Regions from separate parts of the Homo sapiens genome. Here regions 2, 3 and 4 are each linked to region 1. A link is a loop called in an ENCODE intact Hi-C map of the cell type or tissue named here. Cell type or tissue: IMR-90. All regions are shown on one strand. Links, peaks and the distances in the headings refer to the core of each region. The heading gives the core; the rest is flanking DNA. Region 1 overlaps PPM1D (protein phosphatase, Mg2+/Mn2+ dependent 1D). Region 2 overlaps APPBP2 (amyloid beta precursor protein binding protein 2). Region 3 has its middle 6.8 kb from the start of CA4. Region 4 overlaps LINC01999 (long intergenic non-protein coding RNA 1999).

Region 1 (7,998 bases), core at 1,466-6,465:
CGCACATTTGTTTATTTTTATTTTATGAGACAGGGTCTTGTTTTGTTATTCAGCCTGGATTGCAGTGGCATGATGACAGCTCACTGCAACCTCTACCTCCCAGGCTCAAGTGATCCTCCCACGTTAGCCTCCCGAGTAACTGGGACTACAGGTGTGAGCCACCACGCCTGGCTAATTTTTTCTTTTTTAAGGAGACGGGGTCTCACTGTGTTGCCCGGGGTGGTCCTGGGCTTAAGCCATCCTCCTATCTCGGTCTCCCAAAGCACTGGGATTACAGGCATGAGCCACCACACCCAGCACAACTACTATATATATTAATAATTTGTTTCCAATGTGAAACTAATTTTCTTCTTTCACACCCTGACTGGTGGACTTTTATGTTATATCCAAGCATTTGCTATTATGAAAAATACTGCAATAAATATTTCCTTATATACACATATGGGTTGTTTTTTTTTTTTAAATGGAGTTTTACTCTTGTTCCCCAGGCTGGAGTGCAGTGGTGCAGTCTCGGCTCACTGTAACCTCTGCCTCCTGGGTTCAAGCGATTCTTCTGCCTCAGCCTCCCGAGTAGCTGGGATTACAGGCATGCACCACCACTACCGGCTAATTTTGTATTTTTAGTAGAGACGGGGTTTCTCTATGTTGGTCAGACTGGTCTTGAACTCCTGACCTCAGGTGATCTGCCCGCCTTGGCCTCCCAAAGTGCTGGGATTACAGGCGTGAGCCACTGTGCCTGGCAAGATTTCTTTAAGATACATAACTAGAAATGGAATTTCTGGGTCATAGTATGTTACTTACCAACTGTTTTTGTGTCGTAACACTCACACAAGATGATAATATTTCTACAGTAAGCAGAGGAGGCTACTTGAGACTGAGGTAACTAACATGGACTCTCTAGCCACTGAGGACCCACCCTGCTGCCCCTAGGCCTCACTCATCCAAGGAATACCAATTGGGAGACTCAGTTCAGAGATATCTACATGTTTAGTTTTATTAGGTATTGCTAAATTTCTTCCCAAAGTGATTATCCCAGGTTATTACAGTCCCGCTGTATTAGTTATCTATTGCTGTGTAATCAAATACTCCCACACTTAGGAGTTTAAAACATTTTTTATGTACACAGTTCCTCCGGCTCAGGAACCCGGGGTGACTTAACTGGATGGTTCTGGCTCAGGGTCTCTTGTGTAGCTGCAATCAAGATGTCATTAATCATCGAAGCCTTCAATGGGGTTGGAGCATCTACTTGTAAGACAGCTCACTGAGTAACCTGGATTGGCTGGAGGCTTCAGTTTCTTGCTTTGCCGGCCTCTGCATAGGGTTGCTTGATGTGTCTTCATCACATGGCAGCTGGCTTCCTTAGAGCAAGTGATCATAAAAAGACATTTTGACTTCTACCTTGCTTTCTTGATCACTTGCTGTAGGGAACCCAGCTTTGTATTTTGTTAGCCCTGAATCACTAAATCAAGCCCACCCTCAAGTATATCAAATAATTTGTGGATGTATTTTAAAAGCATATAGTTCCTACTTCTTCATGATTGTTCTTTATTCACCAAATATTTATTAAATACCTGCTATGTGCTAGGTACTGTTCCAGGTGCTGAGGATTCAGCAGTGAATGAAACAAAAATTCCTGCACCCATGGAGCTTACTTTCTAGGTTAGGGGAAAACATGATAAACTAAAATAACTAAGTAGGACACATACTGTGTTAGAAATGCTACCAAGAAAAATAAAGCAGGGAATGCTATGAGGGTGGGGCCTGTATAATAATTCTAAATGGGATGGTCAGAGGAGGGTCTCGCTAAGATGATATGTCAGTAAAGTGTAAGTAAAGAGATGAGGCAGTGAGACCTGTGAGTGTCTGGGGCCACAGAATTTAGGCAGAAGTAACAAATGTAAGGGTTCTCATTACTCATGAATTTTTCTCTTTTTTTTTTGAGATGAGGTCTCACTCTGTGCCCTAGGCTAGAGCTCATTGCAGCCCCTAAAGTCCTGGGCTCAAGTGTTCCCCCAGCCTCAGCTTCCCAAGTAGCTGGGGCTACAGGTGCATGCCATCACACCCAACTAATTTTTAAAAATTTTTTGTAGAGACGTCTCGCTTTGCCCAGGTTGGTCTCAAATTCCTGGCTTCAAGCGATCTGCCCACCTCAGCCTCCCAAAGTGCATGTGCGACAGCGCTCAGCCTACTCATGATTTTTTTTTTTTTTTTTTTAGACAGAATTTCGCTTTTATTGCCCAGGTTGGCGTGCAGTGATGTGATCTCAGCTCACTGCAACCTTCACCTCCTGGGTTCAAGCAATTCTGCTGCCTCAGCCTCCCAAGTAGCTGGGATTATAGGCGTGCGCCCCCACGCCCGGCTAATTTTGTATTTTTAGTAAAGACCTGTGAGTGTCTGGGGCCACAGAATGTAGGCAGAAGTAACAAATGTAAGGGTTCTCATTACTCATGAATTTTTCTCTTTTTTCTTTTTCTTTCTTTCTTTTTTTGTTTTTTTGAGATGAGGTCTCACTCTGTGCCACAGGGGTTTCACCATGTTGGTCAGGCTGGTCTCCAACTCCTGACCTCAAGTGATCTACCCACTTCGGCCTCTCAGAGTACTGGGATTACAGGCATGAGCCACTGTGCCCCGCTCCTACTCAGTATTTTTAACTGAGCAGCTGGAAAAATGGAGTTGCCACTAAGTGATAAAGAAATGACTGGAACATCAGTGTAAAGGAGAGGTCGGAAGTTCAGTTTTGGACACATTACCCTTTCGGCATGTTTTAGACATTAAGGTGGTGATACCTATTTGGCTTCCCATTATAAGAATTGATTTCAGGTGTTGTCTAGGGTGGAGCTTTCAATTTGGGGGAGCCAGTAGCATATAGATAGTATACAAAGTCTTGAGGTCATGTAGGGATTGAGTGCAGATAGAAAAGGGGACAAGGTCTAGTGGCTGAGCCCTGAGATACTCTCACTGTTAAGACTCGGGGGATGTGCTCTGGTTTCATTTGAGGGTTGGATTAAAATTAAAAAAAAATCTAAAAGAGTTAGGGGATGTGAATGGAAGAACAAGGTAAAACAACTAACAGCTGTAAGTCAAATAGGAAATTTGGGTTAGCGTACCCTGGAAGCTAAGTGAAGAAAGTGTTTCCAGAAAGAAAGTGTTTCAAATACTGTTGTCATTTAGGTGGAGGGAGGATTGAAAAATGACCATGGGATTTAGGAATGTGGAGGTCATTGGTGACCTTGAAAAAGAAGGTAGCTTTTGGTGGAATAGCAAGACCACAACCATGATTGGGGTTATTGAAGAAAGAACTGTCTTCTTGAGTGGGAGGAATAAAATTTGATACAGCGAGTTTTTAGACAGTGTTTTTATAGAAGTTACTTTACTTCAACATAATTTTGTAAACACATACAGAAATGAATTAATATTTTGATAAAAGGGCTTATAAGAGAAAATCGTTTTAGTGATAAAAAAGCTTTTTTCCTCTTGATTTCTCTTGTCACATAAATATTTTCTTTTCAAAAATAATGCTACCTTTTAGATTTTAATATTTAAGCTAAAAAGGCTTTGCTGTATTACTTTTCAAACCATTATTCTGACACTTGGAAAAATTTTTTTTTTTTTATGAGATGGAATCTCACTCTGTTGCCCAGGCTGGAATGCAGTGGCACGATCTCAGCTCACTGCAACTTCCGCCTCCCCGGCTCAAATGATTCTTCTGCCTCAGTCTTCCAAGTAGCTGGGATTACAGGTGCGTGCCACCACACCTGGCTGATTTTTGTATTTTTAGTAGAGATGGGATCTCACCATGTTGGCCAGGCTGGTCTCGAACTCCTGACCTCAGTTGATCCGCCCACCTCTGCTTCCCAAAGTGCTGGGATTACAAGCGCAAGCCACCGCGACCGACCGGCCTGGAAATAATATTTTTAAAAGAGCCATGTTATTGGTTTTCTGAGTTTAGCTTGTTGCATGGAAATACTTACTGGCCTAAAGTAAATTAAATGCTCATATTTAGCACACACCCTTATGGTTTACGGCCATTTTTCTTATAGGTTTTTTTGGGCGGGGGAAGGGGTGGGAATAGATGTCTCCTTGTCAACATTGGTACCCACCCTATAGACACTGATGATAATTACCCAAGTACAAATGTAGCAAAGGTGCCCTCTAGTGGCTGCCTGCTGGAATTGCATTTTGAGTCTTGCAAATCATTTTATTCACTGGGGAGATAATTTTTGAGTATAGTGTGTATGAAGCACTCTGCTGTATGTACAAGCACATGATCTTTGCCCTCATGGAGCTTGCAGTCTAGGAAAGGGTTGAAAGGCATTCATCAGATGATAACAAAAAACTGAAAAAAAAATTATTTTTTTTTGAGACTGAGTTTTTTTCTTGTCATCCAGGCTGGAGTGCATTGGCACAATCTCGGCTCACTGTAACCTTTACTTCCCAGGTTCAAGCGATTCTCCTGCCTCAGCTTCCCAAGTAGCTGGGATTACAGGCACCCGCCACCATGCTCGGCTAAGTTTTGTACAAAAATACAGGGGTTTTGCCATGTTAGCCAACTTGGTCTCTAACTCCTAACCTCAGGTGATCTACCCGCCTCAGCCACCTAAAGTGCTGGGATTACAGATGAGAGCCACAGCGCCTGGCTAAAACTGAACATTTTTAATTCTTCTTCTTCTTCTTTTTTTTTTTGAGATGGAGTCTCACTCTGTCGCCCAGGCTGGAGTGCAGTGGCACGATCTCGGCTCATTGCAGCCTCCGCCTTCCGGGTTCAAGCGATTCTTCTGCCTCCATCTCCCAAGTAGCTAGGACTACAGGCGCACGCCACTGCACCCAGCTACTTTTTGTATTTTTAGTACAGACGGGGTTTCACCATGTTGGCCAGGCTGGTCTCGAACTCCTGACCTCAGGTGATCCGCCTGCCTCGGGTTCCCAAAGTGTTGGGATTACAGGCGTGAGCCACCACACCCAGCCAATTCTTAACTTCTTATATGTACTAATGAAAACCTAAAATAAGGATATTTCACTTAACCAGAGAGGCCAGAAAAGTGATATTTGAACTGAGTTTTGAAGAATTACTGGAGGTTAAGGAGGAAGAAAGTGTGTTTTAGGCATAGAAAACAACATTTTCGAAAAGTTCGGTGATAGGAAGAAGCATAGTGATATAGGAACTCTGATGAAGGGCAGTGTAGCTGGAACGGATAAGGAAATAAGAGACTTGGATAAAATGAGAAAATACTGCATTTTATAGGCAGTGGTAAATAATCATGTTTGGCTGGATGTGGTGGCTCACACCCATAATTCTAACACTTTGGGAGGCCAAGGCAGGTGGATTGCTTGAGTTCAAGGAGTTCAAGACCAGCTGGACAACATGGCGAAATCTCCCCTCTACAAAGAATTGGCTGGGCGTGGTTGCACGCGCTTGTAGTCTCAGTTACTCAGGAGGCTTTGGTTGGGAGGATTGCTTGAGCCCAGGAGGCTGCAGTGAGCCAAGATTATGTCACTGTACTCCAGCTTGGGCAACAGAGCAAGACCCTGTTTCAGAAAAAACAAAAGAATTGTGTCTTTATCTTAAAAACAATTGTGAACTATAACAGAGTTGGAATGGGAAACATAACCAGATTTGTGTGTTTTTAATTGTGGTAATATATGCTTAGCATACACGTAACTTACCGTTGTAAAGCATGTGGTTCATTGATGTTACGTACGGTTACACTGTTTTGCAACTGTCATCCACCATTCATCCTAGATTTGTGGGCTTTTGTTTGTTTGTTTTTGTAATTTCAGCTTTTAGATTCAGGAAGTACATGTACAGGTTTGTTACATGGGTATATTGCATGGTGCTGAGGTTTGGGGTACGATTGATTCCGTCATCCAGGTAGGGAGCATAGTACCCAATTGTTAGTTTTTCATGTCTTCCTCCTTCTCTCCCTTCTCCCTCTAGTGGTCCCCAGTGTCTATTGTTGCCATCTGTATCTTCATGTGTACTCAATGTTTAGCTCCCATTTGCAAGTGAGAACATGTGGTATTTGGCTTTCTTTTCCTAAAAGAAATTGGAAATTTCTTTTATTTAGAAATTTAGAAATTTCTTTTCCTAAGTAAATTGGATTAATTTACTTAGGATAATGGCCTCCAGCTGCATCTGTGTTGCTGCAAAGGACATAATTTCATTTTTTTTTTTGTGGCTGTGTAGTATTCTGTAGTGTGTATGTACCATATTTTCTTTATGCATTTCACTTTTGATGGGCACCTAAGTAGATTCCTTGTCTTTGCTATTGTGAATAGTGCTGCAATGAACATTTGAGTGCATGTGTCTTTTTGTAGAGCGATTTATTTTCCTTTGGATGTATACCCACTAACAGGATTGCTAGATCGAATGGTAGTTCTAAGTTCTTTGAGATATCTCCACACTGCTTTCCACAGTGGCTGAATTAATTTATATTCCCACCAACAGTGTATAAGCATTCCCTTTTCTCTGCAGCTTTGCCAGCATTGTCATTTATTGGCTTTTTAATAATAGTCATTCTCACAGGGTATGAGATGGTATTTCATTGTGGTTTTGATTTGCGTTCTCTAATGATTACTAATGTGGAGCTTTTTATGATTCTTGGCCGTTTGCATGTCTTCTTTTGAAAAGTGTTGATGCCTTTTGCCCACTTTCTAATGGGGTTATTTGTTTTTAACTTGTTGAATTGTTTAAGTTCTTTACAGATTCTAGATATTAGATCTTTGTCAGATACATAGTTTGTGAATATTTTCTCCCTTTCTGTAGGTTGTCTGTTTACTCTGTTGATAGCTTCTTTTGCTGTGCAGAAGCTCTTTAATTAGGTCCTACTTGTCAATTTTTGTTTTTGTTACAGTTGCTTTTGAGGATTTAGTCACAGATTCTTTCCCAAGGCTGATGTCCATCCACGATTCTTACAGTTTGAGGTCTTACATTTAAATCTTTAATCCATTAGTTTGTGTTTTAAAGAGAGAATTTTCATTGAGTTTTGAGAATGGATTAGAGGGGGTAAACATTGTTGGAAGTTCTCCATGGGAAGCCACTCAAAGGGGTGCTGAAATTTGATAGGTGTAAGGACCACTGAGTGTCTTGTGGACTGCTGGCTGCCAAGTGCCACAGGAGCAAGCAGAAAATATACTGGAACCAGAAAGCAGGCCTCCTCTCTTCTGGTGTCCCTTCAGCACCCTCTACTGAGGAAAAAAGGGAATTGGCTGTCTGCCAGTTTCCAAGGCACCTCCTTTCAGGACCTACAGAAATGATGTTCTATGATCGTACTTTGGTGTACAAACACTAGACCAGTAATAAAAACCCTTAGTTAAAGGCCCAATTCTGATCCTTACCAGTTATTTGATATTAGATAGAATCATATAGACTCTTTGAACTGGTAAAACAAGGGAAAGTGTCTATGAGTATGAATCATCTGGTGAGTTTGTTGAAAGGTCAGATTCTAGGGACTTTTACTAGCAAATTTGAAGCAACTTGAGCATCAAAACAAATTATAACAGGAATAAGTTAAAAAATATTGAATAAAAAAGAATCTGTAAGTCTATATAGAGATAAAAAATTGTACAGGTAGAAGAATGGATTTTTTTTTTTTTTTTTTTTTTTACATTTAAAGGAGTTTAATTGGGCAATGAACGATTTGTGAATTGGGTAGCCACCCCCGCCCACAGCAGATTCAGAGAGACTCCAAAGAAAATCTTTTTTTTTGAGATGGTGTCTTGCTCTGTCACCAGGCTGGAGTGCAGTGGCGCGATCTCGGCTCACTGCAACCTCTGGCTCCTGGGTTCAAGTGATTCTCCTGCCCGAGCCTCTCGAGTAGCTGGGACTACAGGCGTGTGCCACCATGCCCAGCTAATTTTTGTATTTCTAGTAGAGACTGGGTTTCACCATTTTGGCCAGGATGGTCTAAATCTCTTGACCTCGTGATCCACCAGCCTGGGCCTCCCAAAGTTTTGGGATTACAGGCGTGAGCCACTGCCTCCGGCCAGGAAACTCTTCTT
Region 2 (5,000 bases), core at 1-5,000, 170 kb before region 1:
TGATTTGACTTATGCACTATCTAATATAATTTCCTGAGATGTTAGAAATGTTCTATACTTGTGTTGCTCAATTTGGTAGCCACTAGCCACAGTGGCTACTGAGTATTAGAAATGTGCCTAGTGTGACTGAGGCACATTTTACTTTTAATTAATTTAAACTTAATAATCACATATGGTTAATGGCTACCATATGGGACAATGCAACTCTATCAAGAATGCTCTGGCTACACTCTGGCTATAGCAAAGCCAAGAGGGGAAGCAAAGCAACCAAGGCAGAAGATACTGTAACAGTCCAGAAAAAAAAGTCCTTGAGAAAAAAAGGATTAGTATTTGAAACACAGATTTGATAGCCAAATGGTTGAAAGAGAAAAAAATGAGAAACCCATAGGTTGAAAATTTAGAGAATAAAAAGAACAGTGCTTACTTCTCATTTCCACAATGCTAAGAATTTCCTTTCCAAAGACCTTCACTGTAAGTATTCTCCTGAAATAACAATCTGTGGAAATTATTTAGTAATTGGCACATGATGAAGTAGCAAAATAAACACTGTATGCCAGAAAGGCACAGCTTGGTATTTTCTCCAGTCCCTGCTGAATGTCTATTTAAACAAAAGGGCAAATTAAACATATGGAGACTCTTTAGGTTCTGTGTGTCCATCTGGGCTGACACTAAGCAGTATATTGAATCCAAGGAACTTGTGGTCCAACTTATTATGGTCTAATTTTATCCCAACCTTCTGCCTAAGGAAAAAGGAGGTTCTCAAAATGTGGCACTACCATGTAAACACAGTATTTTACTTTCATAACATAAAATTATGTCTACCTGATCAACACCTACTGTCAAGAACAATTACTATTTGATTGAACTATTCATTGTTTAAAATGAAAAATATACAAATGTGTAAGTCATTAGTTTACTAATATATTTACCATAAGACTGAACATGACTAGTTAGAGCCTCATCAGCCAGACATGACGAAAGTAAAATACACTGAAAGTGAACCTAAAGGAAAAGAATTTCTCTCCTTCTTGTAAGTGTCTTTTTCTTAGAACTAGTTTATCCCAGCACTTTGGGAGGCCGAGGTAGGCGGATCACGATGTCAGGAGATCGAGACCATCCTGGCCAACACGATCCCCGTCTCTACTAAAAATACAAAAAAAAATTAGCTTGGCATGGTGGTGCGTGCCTGTAGTTCCAGCTACTTGGGAGGCTGAGGCAGAAGAATCGCTTGAACCCAGGAGGCAGAGATTGCAGTGAGTCGAGATCACACCACTGCACTCCAGACTGGCGACAGAGCAAGACTCCATCTCAAAAAAAAAAAAAAAAAAAATTGGAAATAAATGATAGCTTGAAAGGGGAGAGCTGCATAATGAAAATAAAGACCGGTATGGGTTTAATAATTTTTTTTTACTATGGTGAAATATATATAAAACTTTGCCATATGAGCTATTTTTAAGTATACAATTCAGTGGCATTAATTATATTAACTATGTCATGCAACCATCAATACTATCCACTTCCAAAACTTTTTCATCACCCCAAACAGTCCCTAGTAACCTTTAATCTACTTTCTGTCTCTATGAATTTGCCTATTCTACATATTTCATGTAAGTGGAACCATACAATATTTGTCCTTTTGTGTCTAACTTATTTCACTTAGGATAAAATTTTCAAGGTTCATCCATGTTGTAGCATGTACCAAAACTGGCTGAATCATTGTATGTGTATATATGTAAATGCCAAATTTTGTGTATCTATTTATCTGCTGATGGATACTTGGATTGTTTTTATCTTTTGACTTGTGAAAAATTCTGCTATAAACACTAGCACACAAATATCTCTCGATTCCTTGCTTTCAATGCTTTTAGGCATATACTTGGAGTGAAATTGCTGAGTCATACAGTAATTCTATGTTTAGCTTTTTGACAAACTGCCAAACTGTACTCCACAGCAGCTGCACCATTTTACATTCCCAGCAACAGTGCACAAAGTTTCCAATTTCTTTTTTTTTTTCAAATGCTCTCTCAGCAGAATCACTTGATTTCTTCTCATCCTTGCCAACAGTTATTTTCTTTTTTTTAAACTGTACCCATCTTGGTAGGAATAAAGTGGTAGCTCATTATGTTTGATTTCCATTTCCCTAATGCTGAATGACACTATCTTTTCATGTGCTTATCTTTTCATGTGCTTACCGGTCTTTTGTGTATCTTCCTTGGGAAAATGTCTATTCAAGTCCTTTGTCCATTTTTTATTTTTAATTTTATGAGACAGAGTCTCACTCTGTCACCCAGGCTGGAGTGCAGTTGCATGATCAAGCTCACTACAGCCATGATCTCCTGGGCTTAAGTGATCCTCCCACCTCAGCCTCCTACGTAGCTGAGACGACAGGCCAGTGCCACCACACCTGGCTGATTTTTAAAAAAATTATTTTAATAGAGACAAGGTCTTGCTATTTTGCTCAGGCTGGTCTCAAACTCTTGAGCTCAAGAAATCCTTCTGCCTCAGCCTCCCAAAGTGCTGGGATTACAGGTGTGAGCCACCATGCCCAGCCTGCTCTTTATTAATTAATTAATTAAATTTTTAACAGAGTTTCGCTCTTGTTGCCCAGGCTGGAGTGCAGTGGCACAATCTTGGCTCACTGCAACCTCTGCCTCCTGGGTTCAAGTGATTCTCCTGCCTCAGCCTCCAGAGTAGCTTGGATTACAGGCGCCTGCCACCATACCCAGCTAATTTTCCTATTTTTAGTAGAGATGGGTTTCACCATGTTGGCCAGACTGGATTTTTTTTTTTTTTTGAGATGGGGTCTTGCTCTGTTGCCCAGGCTGGAGTGCAGTGGCACGATCTCAGCTCACTGCAACCTCTGCCTCCTGGGTTCAAGCGATTCTCCTGCCTCAGCCTCCTGAGTAGCTGGGATTACAGGTGTGCACCACCACGCCTGGCTAATTTTTGTATTTTTTTTTTCAGTAGAGACAGAGTTTTATCATGTTGGCCAGACTGGTCTCAAACTCCTGACCTCAGATGATCTCTCTGCCTCAAACTCCCAAACTGCTTGGATTACAGGTGTGAGCCACAGGGCCCGGCCTCATTTTTAAATTCTGTTGTTTGTAGTTGTAGTTCTTGATATATTCTGGATACTAGAAACTTAATTGACATGTGATTTGCAAATATTTTCTCCCATTCCATAGGTTGTCTTTTTATTTTCTTGATGTTTTTGATTTACAAAAGTTTTTATTTTGATTAAGTCCAACAAATCTATAGTTTTACTTCTTCCTTTCCAATACTGATGATTTTTATTTTTCTTGTCGAATTTCTTCTGCTAAAGCTTCCAGTACAATGTTGAATACCACTAGTGAAAGCAGGCAACTATGTCTTGTTCCTGATCCTATGGGGGAAGCTTCTAGTCTTTCACTATAGAGTATGATGTTATTGTGAGTTTTTCATAAATACTCTTTATCATATTGAAGAAGTTCCTTTCTATTCCTAGCTTTGTGAATTTTTTTTTTTAATCATGAAAAGGTGTTAGATTTTGCTAAATGTCTTTTCTGTGTCAACTGAGATAACTGGGTTTTTTTTTTTTCCCTTCATCCTATTAACATGGTGTATCACACTGATGTTCTTACGTTGAACCACCCTTGCATTCCTGGGATAAATCTCACTTTGTCATAGTGTAAAATCCTTTTAATATTCTATTAGATTTGATTTGCTAGTATTTTGTTGAGGATTTTTTCATCCATATTCATAAGAGATACTCGTCTGAAATTGCCTTTTTTGTGATGTCATTTTTGGTCTTTGGTATCAGGGTAACGTTAACCTTTTAAAACGAGTTAGGGGCTGGGCGCAGTGGCTCATGCCTGTAATCCTAGAACTTTGGGAGGCCAAGGTGGGCAGGTCACCTGAGGTCAGGAGTTCGAGACCAGCCTGGCCAACATGGCAAAACCTCGTCTCTACTAAAAATACAAAAATTAGCCAGGTGTGGTGGTGGGAGCCTGTAATCCCAGCTACTTGGGTGGCTGAGGCAGGAGAATCGCTTGAACCTGGGAGGCGGAAGTTGCAGTGAGCCAAGATGGTGCCACTGCACTCCAGCCTGGGCAAAAGAGTAAGACTCTGTCTCATAAAATAAAGCAAATAAAATGAAAATGGAAACAAAAACAAAAACAAAAACAAAACAAAACAAGTTAGGAAGTGTTCCTTCCTCTGCAATTTCCTGGAGGAGTTTGAGAAGAACTAGTGCTAATTCTTTAAATGTTTGATAGAATTCACTAGTGAAGTCTTCAGTCCTGGACTTTGTTGGAAGGTTTTTGATTATGGATTTAATTTATTTACTTGTTATAGGTCTCGTAAGATTTTCTATTTCTTCTTGGGGCATTTAGGTAAATTGTCCATTTCTAAAAAATTTGTCCATTTTATTTATGTTATCTAATTCACTGGTGTTCAACTGTTCATAGGATTCACCTTAAATCCTTTTCATTTGTGGAAGGTTGGTAGTAATGTTCCAAGTCCCATTTCTGGTTTTAGTTATTTGAGTCTTCTGTCTTTTTCTTTGTTAGTCTGGTATGGTTTTAATTTCAAGTCAGGGAGGACATCAGTGTGAGAGTGTTTCTTCTGCTAGAGAACGTGGAATCTGCACCTGACACCTCAAACCATGGCAGCAATCTTACAAGCACTGGAGAGCTAGCCAAAGAAATGACTGGTACACAAAGAATTAGCAGACAGATTGAAAGAATCTAGTTCCTTAATAACCTCTATATATTCAGAATTAACCTACCCTGGAGGCCCTTAACATTGTACTGATTATCTTTTTATCAAAGTTTTTGTACTTTTAAGGTACACTGCTTATGTAGGTGGCTCCTATCTTATTTGCTACACATAGGTTTATGACATTTTTGTGAATTATACATTCTATTATCAATATCCCTTTTGTATTAACTAATGACTTTTATCCTGAATTCTTCCTTATTGTTAGTATTATTGTTTTGGGGTGTTTCCTTTTTATGATATAG
Region 3 (7,998 bases), core at 1,573-6,572, 500 kb before region 1:
GACTGGGCTCCCGCGAGGCAGCAGGTGCCGAGGACTAGCAGCAGATCTGGTGTGCAGAACCCTGGATTCGAGTCCCGGCTTCAGAGACCCTCGGCTGTGTGACGTGGAGGCGTCGGCCGCCCTCTGAGAGCCTTCGTGGATGACAGCTGATGCTTGGGCCTACCTTCCTCGGCTGCTGAGAGGCTCAGAAGGGACCGCGTGTAAAACGCCTTGGAATCTTAAATCTACTTAATTCCATTTACCTGCTTCCCAGAAACGGTCCATGGCTTCCGTCCCGGTCATAGCGCTGCGCAGCGGGACCGTTCTGCCCCGCTGCCCTCGAACAGCCCGTCCGCGCTCCATTGCCCCTCCAGGTGCCGTTATTTTGCCTTTTAACCTGGGGCGGGAGGTTTTAGACGAGGCTGCAAGTCTGGGCCAGCGGGGACCTGAGGGTCCCTTGCAACCAGCACCCGCGACGGTGTCTACACTGGAATTCCAAGGAAAAGAGGGCTCCAGGGGCGCGACCAAGGTTTGGTCTTCTGCTGAGCGCTGCTGGATGAATCGCCAGCCTTCGCCCGCGGCCCCCTCCTCCTCATCCCTGACCCCAACTCGACAAGATCCCCCGAGCGCAGGCCCAAACTCCGCACAGCTTGTGGGCCGTGAGGTCCGGGTCTCGAAGCTCGGTCCCGCTGGGGCTGTCCCTCCGCCTCTACTTCCAGGGTAAAGACCGCGGAACCAGGCGGGGGTCTGGGGAGCCTGGCTGCGACCTCGGCTGCAGGCTTCCGCAGCTGCTTCCAGGGTGCTGTCCACCCCGTGGTGCTGAAGTGCCCCACGCCCCTCCGCCACCTACCGGAAGCCGCGTCCGCGCTACAGCCTCCACTCAGGATTCGACCCGAACTCCAAGACGCGTCCGCACTGGTCCAACAACCCTCATGGATCGTCGCCTGCCTCAACTGTTTAGACCACCGCGGGTTTCACCCGGAAGCACCGGGGAGGTCGGAGCTTGCCTGAGAGGCTCAGCGAAGGTCCATGCCTTGTTCAGTCCCAGGCAGTGCGGGACAGGTGGGCGAAGCTCGAACCCCATGCTCTGTCCCGGCACTGGCAGGAATTCACTTATTATGGAGATAGTCCTCGCTCACTCCAGACCTGTCCTGTAATTGTCTGGGCCCCGGGAAGGTTTCCCTCGGTTTTTAGAATCTCAACCGCGGTGTGGCCATCCAAGCTGTGCCAACGCTACTACCTGCGAAGCAGGAGAGAAAAACCCCTGGAATTCCTCCCGCACATCTTTCACAAAGTGAATATGCCCTTCTTTGACACTGGGTACAGCCACTTCGGGACCAGATTTTTGCTCCTGAGCATATAAAATCACAAGCTTGGGCAGGCACAGTGGCTCATGCCTGTAATCCCAGCGCTTTGGAAGGCCGGGGCGGGCGGATCGCTCGAGCCGAGGAGCTCGAGACCAGCCTGGGCAACATAGTGAAGCCCCGTCTCCACAAAAAACATAAAAATGAGTCGGGAGTGATGGCACTGCACCTGTAGTCCCAGCTACTTGGGAGGCTGAGGTGGGAGGATCACCTGAGCCCAGAAAGTTTCAGTGAGCTATGATCACACCACTGCACTCCAGTCTGGGCAACAGAGCAAGACCATGTCAAAAAAAAAGAAAAGAAAGAAAAACAAAAAGAAAAGAAATGTCTTTCCTTTTTGGAAAGCTTGGATGACCACAAGGGGGTTGAGATTCTAAAAGCCGAGGGAAAGCTTCCCAGGGCCCAGCCTCCCCATACAATTCATAGGACAGGTCTAGAGTGAATGAGGGCTACTATATCCATAAAAAGAAAGAGAAAGGAAAGACAAGACAATATTGCCCAGTGAGTCAAGCATGATCGTAGCACAAAGAAGCAGGGCACTCTTCCCCAGAGCAGGCCAGTTCAGAGAGGCAGTCCAGGGCTATGCCCCAGTATGGCTCCCGCCGTGCTCCTGCGCGGTGTCCCAGGGCCTCCTGGCACCTTCTTATCATCAGCCTGGGGCGAAATGCCAGACCAGATGGTAGAGGCAGAAGTCAAGCAGGCAGGTGCCGTCCAGGGCATTCCAGGCCAGCTGAGTGTGCAGCCAGCGCCCAATTCAGACGGCGCCCCAGGCCAAGGCTGGCCCGCTTAGGGACCGCGCTCGGGCTGGACGTCGCGCTCAGCGCGCAGGGCCCCCATGGACGTCGCGCCGCTGACCTAGCTGTCAGACATCGCCACGAGGAGTAGGCAGGCTCGGGAGGCCGAAACGCTGTGCTCACCTCGAGCACTGCCAGGCTGCTGGAGAGGCTTTCCGGGGCACAGAAGCTGCAGCGGCGCGGGGCGGTGGGCTGTGAGCGAGCATATGTAGGGGAGCGTTTCCCGCGAGAAAGCAGAACCTGCGCCAGCCGAGGGCCCTAGGGCTGCTGGTAGGAGGACTGTTCTCTATCGTCCAGCTGCTCCCGACCTCTTCTCTGAACTGGCCCTGCTCTGGGGAACAGCGCCCTGCTTCTTTGTGCGACGATCACGCTTGACTCATTGGGCAACATTGTCTTGTCTTTTCCTTCCTTTTATGGACATAGTCCTCGCTCACTCCAGACTTGTCCTGTGAATTGTATGGGGAGGTTGGGCCCTGGGGAGCTTTCCCTCACGGCTTTTAGAATCTCAACACCCTTGCCGCCCGCCCTGGCTGGGTGGAGATACAACCAGAAGACAGACACCGCTCCCCTAAACCCCAGCCTCCAGTATAAGCTACAAAATAAAAATGTGGGCAGGGTGAGGTGGCTCATGCCTGTAATCCTAGCTCTTTGGGAGGCCGAGGCGGGTGGATCAGCTGAGCTCAGGAGTTAGAGACCAGCCTGGCCAACATGGTGAAACCCCGTCTTTACTAAAAATACAAAAAAATTAGCCCGACATGGTGGCGGGCATCTGTAGTCCAGGCTACTTTGGAGGCTGAGGCAGGAGAATGGCGTGAACCCGGGAGGCAGAGCTTGCAGTGAGCTGAGATCGCACCACTGCACTCCAGCCTGGACGGCAGAGAGACACTCTGTCTCAAAAAAAAAAAAAAAAAAAAAAAAAAATTAGCTGGGCGTGGTGGCTTGTGCCTGTAATCCCAGGGAGGCTGAGGTAGGAGGAGCACTTGAGCCAGGGAGGTGGAGTTTGCAGTGAGCCAAAATCACGTCACTGCATTCCAGCCTGGGCAACAGATTGAGACTCTGTCTCAAGAAAAGAAAGGAAAAAAAGAAAGAAAAAGAAAAGAAAAAAGAAAATGTGAAGCTCTTCTAAGTGCAGCTGCTCTGCAACTATGCAAGCCCCTGCCCCATGAAGCCAGGCCTGCCCCTAATCCTTTACCACACAAGGCTCATTAAACTTCGGAAATCTCGGAGTTACTTGCTAGGAAAAAGCCATTCCCCACTTCCCCATTTGCATAATAAACGGAGGGGCAGGGAAGACCCATCTAACCACCCCACGTGTACCCATGTGTCACCCTTATCAGATGCAGGAGGTGAGCTGAGCTGCCAAATGCTTGGCTTCTTTCTGGGGCTGTAATACAGCCATCCCTCCCCAGGGCCACACCTGGAGAAGGGAGTGGCTAGGACAGGGTCTTCAGGGAAACTGCTGCCTTATTCTCAACTGCTTGTCTCAGTCCCCATCCCCCCAACCCCCAACTCAATATCTAAGAGAGAGAGAGAGTAGTTCCAATAGGGAAGTCTCCTGAAGGAGGCTAAAGTTCTGGGTACTGGGTTTGGGGTGGACCTAAAGAGTTTTTTTTCAATTCTCTGAATGCTATTTCATTGCTGTTAAATGATACTCTTCCCCTAAATGGAAAGGAGACAGGAAGGACAGACTGGTCTACAGTTACACAGAAAGAACTTCCAAAGTATTAGACGAGCAGGGACAGCAGAGGGCGCCAATGTGGTGCAAGGGCACTCAGGGAGGAGTCGCCCACAAGCACATTTTTTTCTCACACGCTGCAAATCTATTCAGAACCACCTCACCCCCAACCTCACACATATTTCCCATCTCACAGGCACATCAGAGGTCAGAGTGAGGACTCCAGGCTCTGATTCTCCCACTGGCCGCCAAGGGACCTTCACCAGCCCCCACCGCACTCCTCAACTATTTTCATGAACTTAGTTAGGGCAGCTCCCCTCAGTAGGGAGCTGGGTAGAGGAGCTGAGACTCCCAGGTTCCCTGCCCATCCAGCGGCCCTGTCCATCTAGCGGGAAGGCGTTTGCTGCAATGTTCTTTATAATGGGGAGTGAGCTGATGATACAACCTGGGTGTACTGTGGAGCCACAAAATGAAAGTTGCAAAGGCTGCCCAGTAACACGGACTCAGGTTTACACTGAAATGTGGACATTAAAAAGCAGGACCCTCCATTGTTCACTATGTCAATAGCGCGCTTGCATATAGATAAAGGCTGCAGGGGACACAGAAAAATTAAACACGGATTGAGGTGAGGTGTTTTTTCTTAAAAATACATCAAATTTGTAAAATGATTGCCTCTGGGAAATAAGGTTATGAATAATGTTTCTTTTTCTCCTTTCCAAATGTTCTACAATGAGCAAGTGTTATTTGGGTAATCAGGAAAAAGAAGTTCACACACACACACACACCCCTGAAAGAGCTTGCTTGCTTCCTTCCTTCCTTTCTGCTTGCCTTCCTTCCTTCCTTTTTTTCTTTTTTTTTTTTCTTTTCTTTTTGAGACAGAGTCTTGCCCTGTCACCCAGGCCGGAGTGCAGTGGCATGATCTTGGCTCACTGCAACCTCTGCCTCCCGGGTTCAAGCGATTCTCCTGACTCAGCCTCCTGAATAACTGGGACTAGAAGCATGCGCTGCCACCACACCTGGCTAAGTTTTGTATTTTTAATAGAGATGGGATTTCACCATGTTGGTCAGGCTAGTCTCAAACTCCTGACCTCAGATGATCCACCTGCCTCCACCTCCCAAAGTGCTGGGATTACAGGTGTGAGCCCCCACCCCTGCTAGTCCTTTCCTTCTTCCTCTTTCTTTCTTTCTTTCTTTCTTTCTTTCTTTCTTTCTTTTCTTTCTTTCTTTCTTTCTTTCTTTTCTTTCTTTCTCTCCTTCTTTCTGTCTCTTTCTTTCCTCTCTCTTTTTTCTTTCTTTCCTCTCTCTCTCTGTCTCTCTCTCTCTTTCTTTCCTCTCTCTTTTTTTCTTTCTTTCCTCTCTCTCTCTCTGTCTCTCTCTTTCTTTCTTTCTTTTTACAGACAGGGTCTCACACTGTTGCACTGTTGCCCAGGCTGGAGTACAGTGGCATGCTCATAGCCCACTGCAGCCTCCATCTCGATCTCCCAGACTCCAGGGATTCTCCTACCTCAGCCTCCTGAGTAGCTGGGACTATAGACGTGCACCACCATACTCCCCTAATTTTTTATTTTTTGTAGAGACAGGGTCTCTCTATGCTGCCCAGGCTGTTTTCAAACACCTGGGCTCAAGTGACCTTCCTGCCTCAGCCTCTCAAAGGGCTGGGATTACAGGTGTGAGCCATTGTGCCTGGCCAAGTCTCTTTTTTCTTTCCTTTTCTTTTCTTTTTCTTCTTTCTCTCGCTCTCTCTCTTTTTTTTGAGGCAGAGTCTCACTCTATCACCCAGGCCCCAGGCTGGAGTGCAGTGGTGTGATCTTGGCTCACTGCAGCCTCCACCTCCTGAGCTCAAGTGATTCTCCAGCCTCAGCCCCCCAGGTGGCTGGGACTACAGGCATGTGCCACCATGCCCAGCTCATTTTTGTATTTTCTGTAGAGACCGATTTCACCATCTTGCCTAGGCTGGATTCGAACTTCTGGGCTCAAGCAACCTGCCAGGCTTGGCCCCTCAAATTGCTGGGATTACAGGTGCGAGCCACCGCCAAGCCACCCGCGAGCCTGTTTTCTTAATGTTGTCACAATGTTAATTAAGGAAGGACCATTCCTTTCCCCACCAAAGTTGCTCGTGTGGCTCTTCTTCTCCCCAACCCAATTCCCCCTCATCACCCTCTTTAGGGGATCCCTCCACCACAAAACCAGAATGTAAATGAACACACTTGCAAAATCTGACCTCGCTCTGATCCCAGTGTCCTGCTGGTGTGAGCCTGGGCTGTTGTGGCCAAGATGCTGAGAGGGGAGGGGACGACCACGGGGGAGTATTCCTGAGTTTTCTGCAGGAGAGGAACAGAACATATGTCACCTCTATCACTGGGTTTTTCCACACGTATTACTGCTATTGTTATTTCAAAATGTTCGGGGCCAGAAGTTTCTGCCAACTCCTGTACCAAAAAGGCTCCTGTCCTTCCCTAGTGACAGTCTCCAGCTCTCTCTGCCGGCCCCCTCCCTCCCCTCCCTCCCCTCCCCCAGATTCTCTGCACAGTCCAGAGAAATAGGGCAGGCATAGAGGGTGGGAAGAGGGCACGCAGCCTCCACAGGTGCTGGCAGGAAAGGAGTTTTTTCGTCTTTGCTGGAATACAGCAGAGATCCAGGCTGGGGAGAGGTGGAGCCCAGGCTATTGACTAACCCTTCTTTTGTGTGGATTTAATCTCACTCTCTGGGAACACAAAAGCTGGAATCTCTGCAAACCTTTCCCTGAATAATCTGCGAGTCAGCGGAGAATCTGCGGGTGAGGAAAGCCAGGGCAGATGGAGGCTGGGACTCCCAGCGGGAGGGAAGTATGTGGTGTTGGGAGGAGGTGAGATGGCACAGAAAGAGCACTGGGAAGTGGAGCAGGAGACCAAAGTTCTAATCCCACCTGTACTCCTCTCTCCTTGCTGTGAATTTGGGCAAACCACTGCCCTCTCTGAGCCGCAGCTTCCTCTTCTGTAACTCATAGAAGTAACAGAGGATCCCTACCTGCTTCTGGGGTCGAGTGACCCTCTCTGAGAATGTTCCCCAGTCTATAAAATTAAGATCTTGATATCTATCCCGCACCAAAGGAAAGATCAGTCCAACCTTCCAATCCTAACAGACAAGCCCTGTCTGGTCCCAAACCCCTCTCCAGCCTCACCTCCATGCCTTTTCTCATTCTGTTTCCTTCACCTGCATCTCCCTTCCCTTTTTAAGTTAAAGTCTACTTTTCTTTGAAGACTCAGTGCGGGTCTGATCTCTTGAGGGAGGCTTCCCCAGTCTCTTTCCTACAGGCTGGGTTAGGGGCTGCTCCTCTGGGCTCCTGTGCTGTTCTGGGCATAAGGCCACTGTGGCCTTAACAACTAAGAATTACAGCTGAGGTTTACTGAGCACTCAGTAAGTGTCCAGACAGGCCCTTCACCCAGCATTACCTTGTGGAATTTTAACCACGCTCTTGTGAAGGTATTGCTGGTTTTCTTTTTTTCTTTTTTTTTTTTTCTTTTTGAGATAGAGTCTTGCTCTATTGCCCAGGCTGGAGTGCAGTGACACAATCTCAGCTCACTACAACCTCTGCCTCCTGGGTTCAAGTGATTCTCCTGCCTCCACTTCCCATGTAGCTGGGATTACAGGCACCCGCCACCACACCTGGCTAATTTTTGTGTTTTTAGTGAGACGGGGGTTTCTCCATCTTGGCCAGGCTGGTCTCGAACTCCTGACCTCAAGTGATCTGCCCACCTCGGCCTCCCAAAGTGTTGAGATTACAGGCATGAGCCACTGTGCCCGGCAGCTGCTGTTTTTATTTCTGCTGTGTTTTTTGTTATTTTGGTTTTTTTTTAAAATCATGGTCGAAGGCTGGTGATTTTCCTGATCAGGACACTGAGCCTGACGGGGGTGAAAGCTGAGTGTCGGGTCTGGGATGTAGACCCCGGGCAGTGTGGCTCCTACTCCTATTCTGACCCTCTGCCTGATATTCTCTCTGCCCTCCTGCGACGCTGAGCATAAGGTATGATAGGTTTCTGTTTAGGGCAATGTATTTGACCTTCCCCTGAGCTGTGAACCCAGGGGTGCAGGGTCTCAGCTCCCTTTGTGCCTCCACTCCATGGCTCTCACAGTTCCAGCGGGAGCTGCATCTGAACCTCATGTTCCCAGGTTTACAGTCAGGGCTCTCCTCCTTGCCCTTGGGAGC
Region 4 (7,998 bases), core at 1,841-6,840, 62 kb before region 1:
CTGGTTAATTTATTGATCACCTATTTCCTCCTCAAAACCTAAGATCCAAGTACAAGTAGGTACTCAACATACATTTGCTGATTAATAAATCTCCTGGGCCAGGCATGGTGGCTCATGCCTGTAATCCCAGCACTTTGGGAGGCCAAGTAGGCAGATCGCTTGAGCCCAGGAGTTTGAGACCAACCTGGGCAACATGGCAAAACCCTGTCTCTACAAAAAATAAAAATTAAAAAATAAGCTGGGGATGGTGGCATATGCCTTTGGTTCCAGCTACTGGGGAGGCAGAGGTAGGAGGATCTCTTGAGCCCAGGAGGCAGAGGTTGCCATAAGCTAAGATCGTGCCACTGCACTCCACCCTGGATTATAGAGTGAGACTCTGTCTCAAAAAGTAATAATAATAAACCCAATAAATCTCCTTTTGCCTGTAAAGAATTGATAATGTTTTCTTGGACTTGTGTGCAAAAATAAATACAGATTTTTAACAGAGACTGCTCAGCTCACCAGTGTCTGGGAAAGGGCAGCCTAGCCTCTCCCTCTACATATATCAAAGGGTTGGAATAGAGCATTCCAAAGAATGATCTAAGTAGAAACCTCTGAAGGAAAATCTCTATGAACATTCCATTTGCCTTATGAGGAGCTTAAAATTTAGCTCCCCACTGAAGAATTTGTTTCACCTTCAGTACTTGGTTAGGCTTGCATTACCTTATCCAATGGCCTCTTTACCTCTTTGGCAAGGTCTAAATTTGTCACAGATGTGGGATTTTTTGTTTTGTTTTTACAAAGTCTAAGTTTGTCACAGATTGTAGGAGTCCAAGTGAGACAAAGTAGAGTTGGGGCTTGGCTTCATTCAGCTCACCCCCAACTAGAGCATTCCCACTGAAATGCTCACACAACTACGTCACTGCTAATAGTCCTTTTACTTAAAGAATTCCAGGAACTGGCCTTGGAGATAATCAAGGTCACAGAGTGTTCCCCCTCAGGAAGGAATGCTGAACAACTGATTTACAGCCTGGTTGCCCTGGCCAGACCACCAGCTGGCCCATTACTCAAGAAAACCATCACAATCAGATATGCTGACCTGCATACCCTACCCATCACGTGTTTTGTCCAGCCCAGCCTGCATACCCTACCCTTGATGTCAATTCTCATGCTTTGCCTACCAAAAAAGCCCTACCAGCTCTTCAGGGAATTCTTTCTTTTGTGCTGCCTCCCTTATGTCTCAGCATAAGCTCCAATGAAGCCTTGTCTGGGAAAGCTCTTTTGGCCTCATGTCAATTTCTTTTGCATTGAGAGCCCAAGAACCCATGGTCAGTAACATAAGGAGACATGACAACTAAATACAATGTGGGATCCTGGATTGGATCCCGGAACAGAAAAAAGATATTAGTAAAAAAACTGATAAGATCTAAATAAGGATTGTCATTTCCTTAAATAAAAAAAAAAAGTAACTATGAAAAATAGAATAGATATAAGACTAAGGTAGGCCATTCCCAGAATCCAGCTTTGAAATACTTTGCCTCCTTATCACAGAATCAAAAGTGCTTCCCAGCCCAGGCGTGGTGGCTTACACCTGTAATCCCAGCACTTTGGGAGGCCAAAGTGGGCGGATCACCTGGGATCAGGAGTTCGAGACCAGACTGGCCAACATGGCAAAACCCCATCTCTACTAAAAATACAAAAAATTAGCCAGGTATGGTGGCAGGCGGCTGTTATCCCAGCTACTCGGGAGGCTGAGGCAGGAGAATTGCTTGAACCCGTGAGGCAGAGGCTGTGGTGAGCCGAGATCGCCCCATTGCCCTCCAGCCTGGGCGACAAGAGTGAGACTCTGTCTCAAAAAAAAAAAAAAAAAAAAAAAACAAAACAAAACAGTGCTTCCCAGAGTTGAGAAACTGTCCCTGCATGAGGAAGAGGATACATGACTTTAAAGAAGTTTCCTACCCATCATCTTTTTTCTTCTCCCCTCCCTCTTTCCCCATTCTTCTCTCTCCCTCTCAAATATATTTTGAATATGTTATGCCTGTATGAGGTATAAAACTCAGAAAGTACAAAAATATATGTGTAGTTCAGATTAATAGTAAGTGTGGTAGGCTGAATAATGATCCTCCCTAAAATAAAATATTTACATCCTAATCCCTGGAACCTGTGAATGTTATCTTATATGGGGAAAAAAAGAACTTTGCAGATGTTATTAAGTTAAAGATCTTGAGATGGGCATATTATCTTGCATTATCTAGGGGGCTCCTAAATAAAATCACATGTATCTTTGTAAGAGGAAAGCAGAAGGAGATTTAACACAGACAGAAGAGGAAAAGGCAATGTGACCTTGGAGGTGGAGACTGGAGGGATGTGGCCACAAGCCAAGGTGGGCTAGCATCCACCAGAAGCTAGCAGAGGCAATTTGACTGTAATGTGTCTAGCTAAGGTTTTTTAGTTTATTCCACTTGATGTTCATTGCACTCTTGAATGTATTGTGCTTTCTTCAAATTCGACAAGTTTTCAGTCATTATTTCTTCGAATATTATTTCCACCCTTTTCTCTCTCTCCTCTCCTTCTGGAACTCTTATTGTTTGTATTTTGGTACACTTGCAGGTTTCCCACAATTCTCTAAGGCCTTTATTCTTATTTTCTTGCTGTCCCCCAGATTGGCTCTCAGTGGACTTGTCTTGAGATTTGCTGAAGACAAACCTGAGACAGGATCTTGCTCTGTCACTCAGGATGAGTACAGTGGCACAATCATGGCCCACTACAGCCTCAAACTCCTGGGTTTGAGTGATCTTCCTAGCTCAGCCTCCCACCTCGGCCATCATGCCCAGCTAATTTTTATTTTTATTTTTAGAGATGGGGTCTCACCATATTGCCCAGGCTAATCTTGAACTCCTGGGCTCAAGTGATCCTCCTGCCTTGGCCTCCCAAAGTGCTGGGATTACAGGTGTGAGCCACCACACCAAGCTGCTTTTGTGTGTTTGTTTTCAAGATGAGGTCTCACTCTGTCTCCCAGGCTGGAGTGCAGTGGCACAATCTTAGCTCACTGCAGCTTCAAACCTGTGGGCTCAAGTGATCCTCCTGCCTCAGCCTCCTGAGTAGCCAGGACTACAGGCATATGCCACCATGCATAGCTAATTTTTAAATTTTTTGTAGAGATGGGGTCTCACTATGTTCCCCAGGCTGGTCTTAAGCTCCTGGCCTTTAGCAATCCTCCCTCCTCAGCCTCCCAAAACACTGGAATTACCGGCGTGAGCCACTGCACCCAGCCCCAGGTTTGGTCATTCTTTGTCAATTCAAATCCACTGTTGAGCACCTCTAGTTAATTTTTCATTTCAGTTCTTACACGTTTCAACTCCAAAATTTCTATTTTGAGCTAATTTCTATCCTTTATTGATATCCTCTGTTGGCGAGATTTTTGTCATACTCTCCTTTAGTTCTTTTTTTTTTTTTTTTTTTGAGATGGAGTTTCACTCTTGTTGCCCAGGCTGGAGTACAATGGTGTGATCTCAGCTCACCATAACCTCTGCCTCCCTGGTTCAAGCGATTCTCCTGCCTCAGCCTCCTGAGTAGCTGGGATTACAGGCACGCACCACCACACCCAGCTAATTTTGTATTTTTAGTAGAGATGGGGTTTCTCCATGTTGGTCAGGCTGGTCTCGAACTCCCAGCCTCAGGTGATCCACCGGCCTCAGCCTCCCAAAGTGCTGGGATTATAGGCATGAGCCATTGTGCCCGGCCCTCTCCTTTAGCTCTTTAGACTTACTTTCCTTTAGTTCTTTGAACATATTTATAATAGCTGATTTAAAGTCTTTGTCTGCTAAAGTCAAAATCTGGACGCACCCAGGGACATTTTCTTATTCTTTTTTTTTTTTTTTTTTTTGAGACAAAGTCTTGCTCTTGTACCCCAGGCTGGAGTGCAATGGCGTGATCTCGGCTCACTGCAACCTCCGCCTCCTGGGTTCAAGTGATTCTCCTGCCTCAGCCTCCCGAGTAGCTGGGATTACAGGTGCCTGCCACCACGCCTGGCTAATTTTTGTATTTTTAGTAGAGACGGGGTTTCACCATGTTGGCCAGGCTGGTCTTGAACTCCTGACCTCAGGTGATCCGCCCGCCTCGGCCTCCCAAAGTGCTGGGATTACAGGCATGAGCCACCGTGCCCGGATGACATTTTCTGTTTGCTGCTTTTTGTCCTGCATATGTGGCATACTTTCCAGAGGTGGTGGTGGTGGTTGTTTTTTTTGTTGTTGTTGCTGCTTCTCTGGTGACTTTCTTCAAATAATTCTGTAGATTCTGTATTCTCTGCATTGTGTGGCAATTGAGTTCTCTGCTAGCTTTAAAAAAAAAAAAATTATAAGCCAGAATTCCTAGGTGTGATCCCTGGGTCAATAAAATTTAGTGATCAACCAATGATCAGTCAGAAGAATTCCTTTAATGCCCTTTAATGCTTTGTCTTTCTGTCCTCTCTTCTTTGCCAAGGGAATCTGTGTGAGAAGGCATGCCTTCATACTTCAGGCAGTTTACAAGACAGCCTTAGCTTTCGTTTTCTGCTTGCTACAGAGCCTTAAGGTCAGCCAGAAGCGAGTGACTGGAAACTTCTTCATTCCCATCTCTCTCCTGGGTAAGTGCACAGCCTTGTGCATGCATGCAGCCTTTTAGATCCCCTGAAATATGCTGGAACTTTTCGAAGTTCCCTATGTCTAGTTCCCTTTTCTAGTTCCCTATATTGTCTAGTTCTCCAGGACGTACTTTTAGATTCCCAGCCTGTCTCTTGCTTACCCCAATTGAAATTACAGTCTTAGCCTCAACATTGCTAGCAGATGGCTCTTGTTTTGTTAATGCCTTGGGAGTCGGGCATTTTTTCTGATGAGCTGAGTTCTAAGTCATCAAGTAATTACAACTCCCTAGGAATAGAGATTTTCCAGAGAGCTGCAATTTTGAACTAAATATTGGCTGTACTCTGGGGATCTTTCTTTTAACTGAGCGCCACAAGAGGTCAGCCCTTGCCATTGGCTGTGAGACTGCTGCTCTCGGCTACCTCTACTGAGCTGAGGAGGGAGGGTGGATGGGAATAGCATCCCAGCCACAAGTTAAAATATCACAGATCACACTGTCTTAGCAAAGTTTAACAGCTTCTCTTTCTAGAGTTCTAAAATGGTTGGCCTTAGTGGTTTTGCCAGTATTTTTCTTTGTTTTTGTGGGAGAGCAAGTTCACCGAAGGTGAACTATTCTGGAAGTTAATCTCCAGGCAAACTCATTCTTTTTTCTTTTTCTTTTTCTTTTTTTTTTTTTTTAATGAGATGGAATCTCGCTGTGCCACCCAGGCTGGAGTGCAGTGGCGCGATCTCAGCTCACTGCAACTTCCACCTCCCAGGTTCAACCAATTCTCCTCTCTCAGCCTCCCGAGTAGCTGGGACTACAGGCACACGCCACCACACCTGGCTAATTTTTGTATTTTTTAGTAGAGACAGGGTTTCACCATATTAGTCAGGCTGCTGTCAAACTCCAGACCTCAGATGATCCACCCGCCTCGGCCTCCCAAAGTGCTGGGATTACAGACGTGAGCCACCGTGCCAGGCCAGGCAAGCTCATTCTTTCTTTCTTTCTTTCTTTTTTTTTTTTTTTTTGAGACGGAGTCTTGCTCTGTCGCCCAGGCTGGAGTGCAGTGGCGCGATCTTGGCTCATTGTAAGCTCCACCTCCCGGGTTCAGGCCATTCTCCTGCCTCAGCCTCCCGAGTAGCTGGGACTACAGGCGCCAGCCACCACGTCCGGCTAATTTTTTTTGTATTTTTAGTAGAGACGGGGTTTCACCGTGTTAGCCAGGATGGTCTCAATCTGCTGACATCGTGATCCGCCCGCCTTGGCCTCCCAAAGTGCTGGGATTACAGGCGTGAGCCACCGCACCCAGCCGTTCCTTCTTTTTTTTCTTTTTCTTTCGTTTTTTTATTTTTTTGAGACAGAGTCTCTCTGTGTCGCCCAGGCTGGAGTGCAGTGGTGCGATCTCGGCTCACTGCAAGCTCCACCTCCCGGGTTCAGGCCATTCTCCTGCCTCAGCCTCCCGAGTAGCTGGGACTACAGGCGCCTGCCACCATGCCCGGCTAATTTTTTGTATTTTTAGTAGAGACGGGGTTTCCTGACCTTGTGATCCGCCCGTCTCGGCCTCCCAAAGTGCTGGGATTACAGGCATGGGCCAGCGCACCCGGCCGCTCATTCTTAAACATGGTTCTTCTCAAGTCTCCTACATTTCTGCAGGGAAAGTTTTTAAAGTTTGTCCTGTTTTCATCAAGCTCAAGGCCAGACTATGAATCTTCATAACAATATGATTTAAGCTTATTCTGATTCTGATGTGGAATACCCCAGCTATCCTTAAGGTGTATTTTTTTTTAAAATGGAACTCCCAGAGGTTCATGGAACATATTTTATAAAGAGCATCCCACTAGCCGGCTGTGTGGTAGAAGGCTGTTTACTGATAGTAGCATCCTAAACCAAAGATAACTAGATGATTTACAAGGGCAAGAGAAAAAAAGAAAAGAAAAGAAGATAACTTGAGTACTGTCATGTTTTCTGCACAGGAGAACTTGTGCAATTGCTGGAACAAATCCAAATAGATTATTCTGGTTCTGTTTATTTTCGTTTTAGAGACAGCTTCTTGCTATGTTGCCCAGGCAGAACTTGAACTTGGTTGTGTTTTCTTATCATCCAGGATGTGTTCTTATTTATTTATTTATTTATAGATAAATAAATCTTTGTTTCTCAGGCTGGAGTGCAGTGGTGTGATCTCGACTCACTGCAACTTCCGCCTCCTGGGTTCAAGCAATTCTCCTGCCTCAGCCTCCCGAGTAGCTGGAACTACAGGCATTCGCTACCATGCCCGCCTAATTTTTGTATTTTTAGTAGAAACAGGGTTTCACCATGTTGGCCAGGCTGGTCTCAAACTCCTGACCTCAGGTGATCTGCCCACCTTGGCCTCCCCAAATGATGCGATTACAGGCATGAGCCCAGGATGTGTTCTTTATCTATCATTACCACCTGTGGGGAAAGGCAAAGCACTGTGGACTATTTGAGATGAGGTGCTAATTCTTCCTACTTAACTCAAACCTTTCACCTGGCATTTCATTGTTTTACCTGGAGCCAATCAATAATACCATTTCTCCAGACTTCTCAGTCCCTCCCCCTGAGAATCAGTTCACATTGTCCCCATGTCATTCATGACTTTACTGCTGGGACACAAACTGTGCCTTTTTGGGGTCTCAGATGGTAGTGTGACAGAATATACACTTTCTGTCTTTAATGAGCTTTTATTATCCTACAATGATTGAGTGTGGATGAAGAAATAGACACCTACTCCTCTATCTCCAAACAACTGATTAAAATAATCAAAGGGGCCAGGCGTGGTGGCTCATGACTGTAATCCCAGCATTTTAGGAGACTGAGGTGGGCGGATCACTTGAGGCCAGGAGCTTGAGACCAGCCTCGGCAACATGCTGAAACCCCGTCTCTATCAAAAATACAAAAATTAGCTGGGCATGGTGGCACACACCTGTGATCCCAGCTACTAGGGAGGCTGAGGTGGGAGAATCACTTGAACCCAGGAGGAGGAGGTGGCAGTGAGCTGATATCATGCCATTACACCGCAGCCTGGGCAACAGAGCAAGACCCTGTCTCAAAATAATAATAATAATAATCAAAGGAAAATTAGCATCAGTGATAAAAATATACATATTGGGCTAGGTATGGTGCCACATGCCTGTAATTCCAGTGCTTTAGGAGGCCCAGGTGGGCGGATCGCTTGAGCACAGGAGTTTCAGACCAGCCTGGGTAACACGGCGAAACCCTGTCTCTACATATATATGGTGTGGTGGCACATGTCTGTAGTCACAGCTGCTTAGGAGGCTGAGGGGGGTGGATCACTTGAGCCTGGGGGATTGAGGCTGAAATAAGCCGAGATCATGCCACTGCACTCCAGCCTGGGCAACAGAATGAAACCCCATCTCAAAAAAAATAAAGATAAAAAAA

Evidence for each region. Peaks named below come from ENCODE experiments on the same cell type or tissue, not always from the same donor. Only the 100,000 strongest peaks of a DNase experiment are listed, where the experiment ranks them.
Region 2: a loop joins it to region 1, with 4 times the contacts of the local background. A loop is called at or near these places in 25 of 110 quality-filtered maps.
Region 3: it touches region 1 in a loop (4-fold over the local background); 9 of 110 quality-filtered maps call a loop at or near these places.
Region 4: it touches region 1 in a loop (4-fold over the local background); 75 of 110 quality-filtered maps call a loop at or near these places.

Annotation. Positions count from the first base shown.
Region 1 is chr17:60,634,773-60,642,770 of GRCh38, forward strand. All of the region lies in intron 3 of PPM1D (protein phosphatase, Mg2+/Mn2+ dependent 1D), which reads left to right. Among named protein-coding and RNA genes, the nearest start is that of PPM1D, 39 kb to the left of the region's middle. In IMR-90, for the core only: CTCF peaks have their summits at 4,155 (motif pointing left) and 5,931 (motif pointing left); a DNase peak (open chromatin) is centred at 4,159.
Region 2 is chr17:60,468,015-60,473,014 of GRCh38, forward strand. All of the region lies in intron 4 of APPBP2 (amyloid beta precursor protein binding protein 2), which reads right to left. Among named protein-coding and RNA genes, the nearest start is that of CHCT1, 48 kb to the left of the region's middle. In IMR-90, for the core only: no CTCF peak of the experiment used is centred there; a DNase peak (open chromatin) is centred at 1,937; H3K27ac peaks cover 2,538 bases.
Region 3 is chr17:60,139,177-60,147,174 of GRCh38, forward strand. No RefSeq gene overlaps it. Among named protein-coding and RNA genes, the nearest start is that of CA4, 6.8 kb to the right of the region's middle. RefSeq lists enhancers at 1-413, 948-1,481, 2,138-2,694, 3,401-3,910. In IMR-90, for the core only: CTCF peaks have their summits at 3,109 and 3,887 (motif pointing right); DNase peaks (open chromatin) are centred at 3,135 and 3,885; H3K4me3 peaks cover 269 bases; H3K27ac peaks cover 467 bases; H3K27me3 peaks cover 1,984 bases.
Region 4 is chr17:60,572,736-60,580,733 of GRCh38, forward strand. LINC01999 (long intergenic non-protein coding RNA 1999) reads left to right here. Exons shown (of 4, transcript NR_126009.1): 3 at 4,462-4,603. Among named protein-coding and RNA genes, the nearest start is that of LINC01999, 12 kb to the left of the region's middle. RefSeq lists an enhancer at 6,747-7,409. In IMR-90, for the core only: a CTCF peak has its summit at 4,965 (motif pointing right); DNase peaks (open chromatin) are centred at 4,536 and 6,586; H3K4me3 peaks cover 566 bases; H3K27ac peaks cover 518 bases.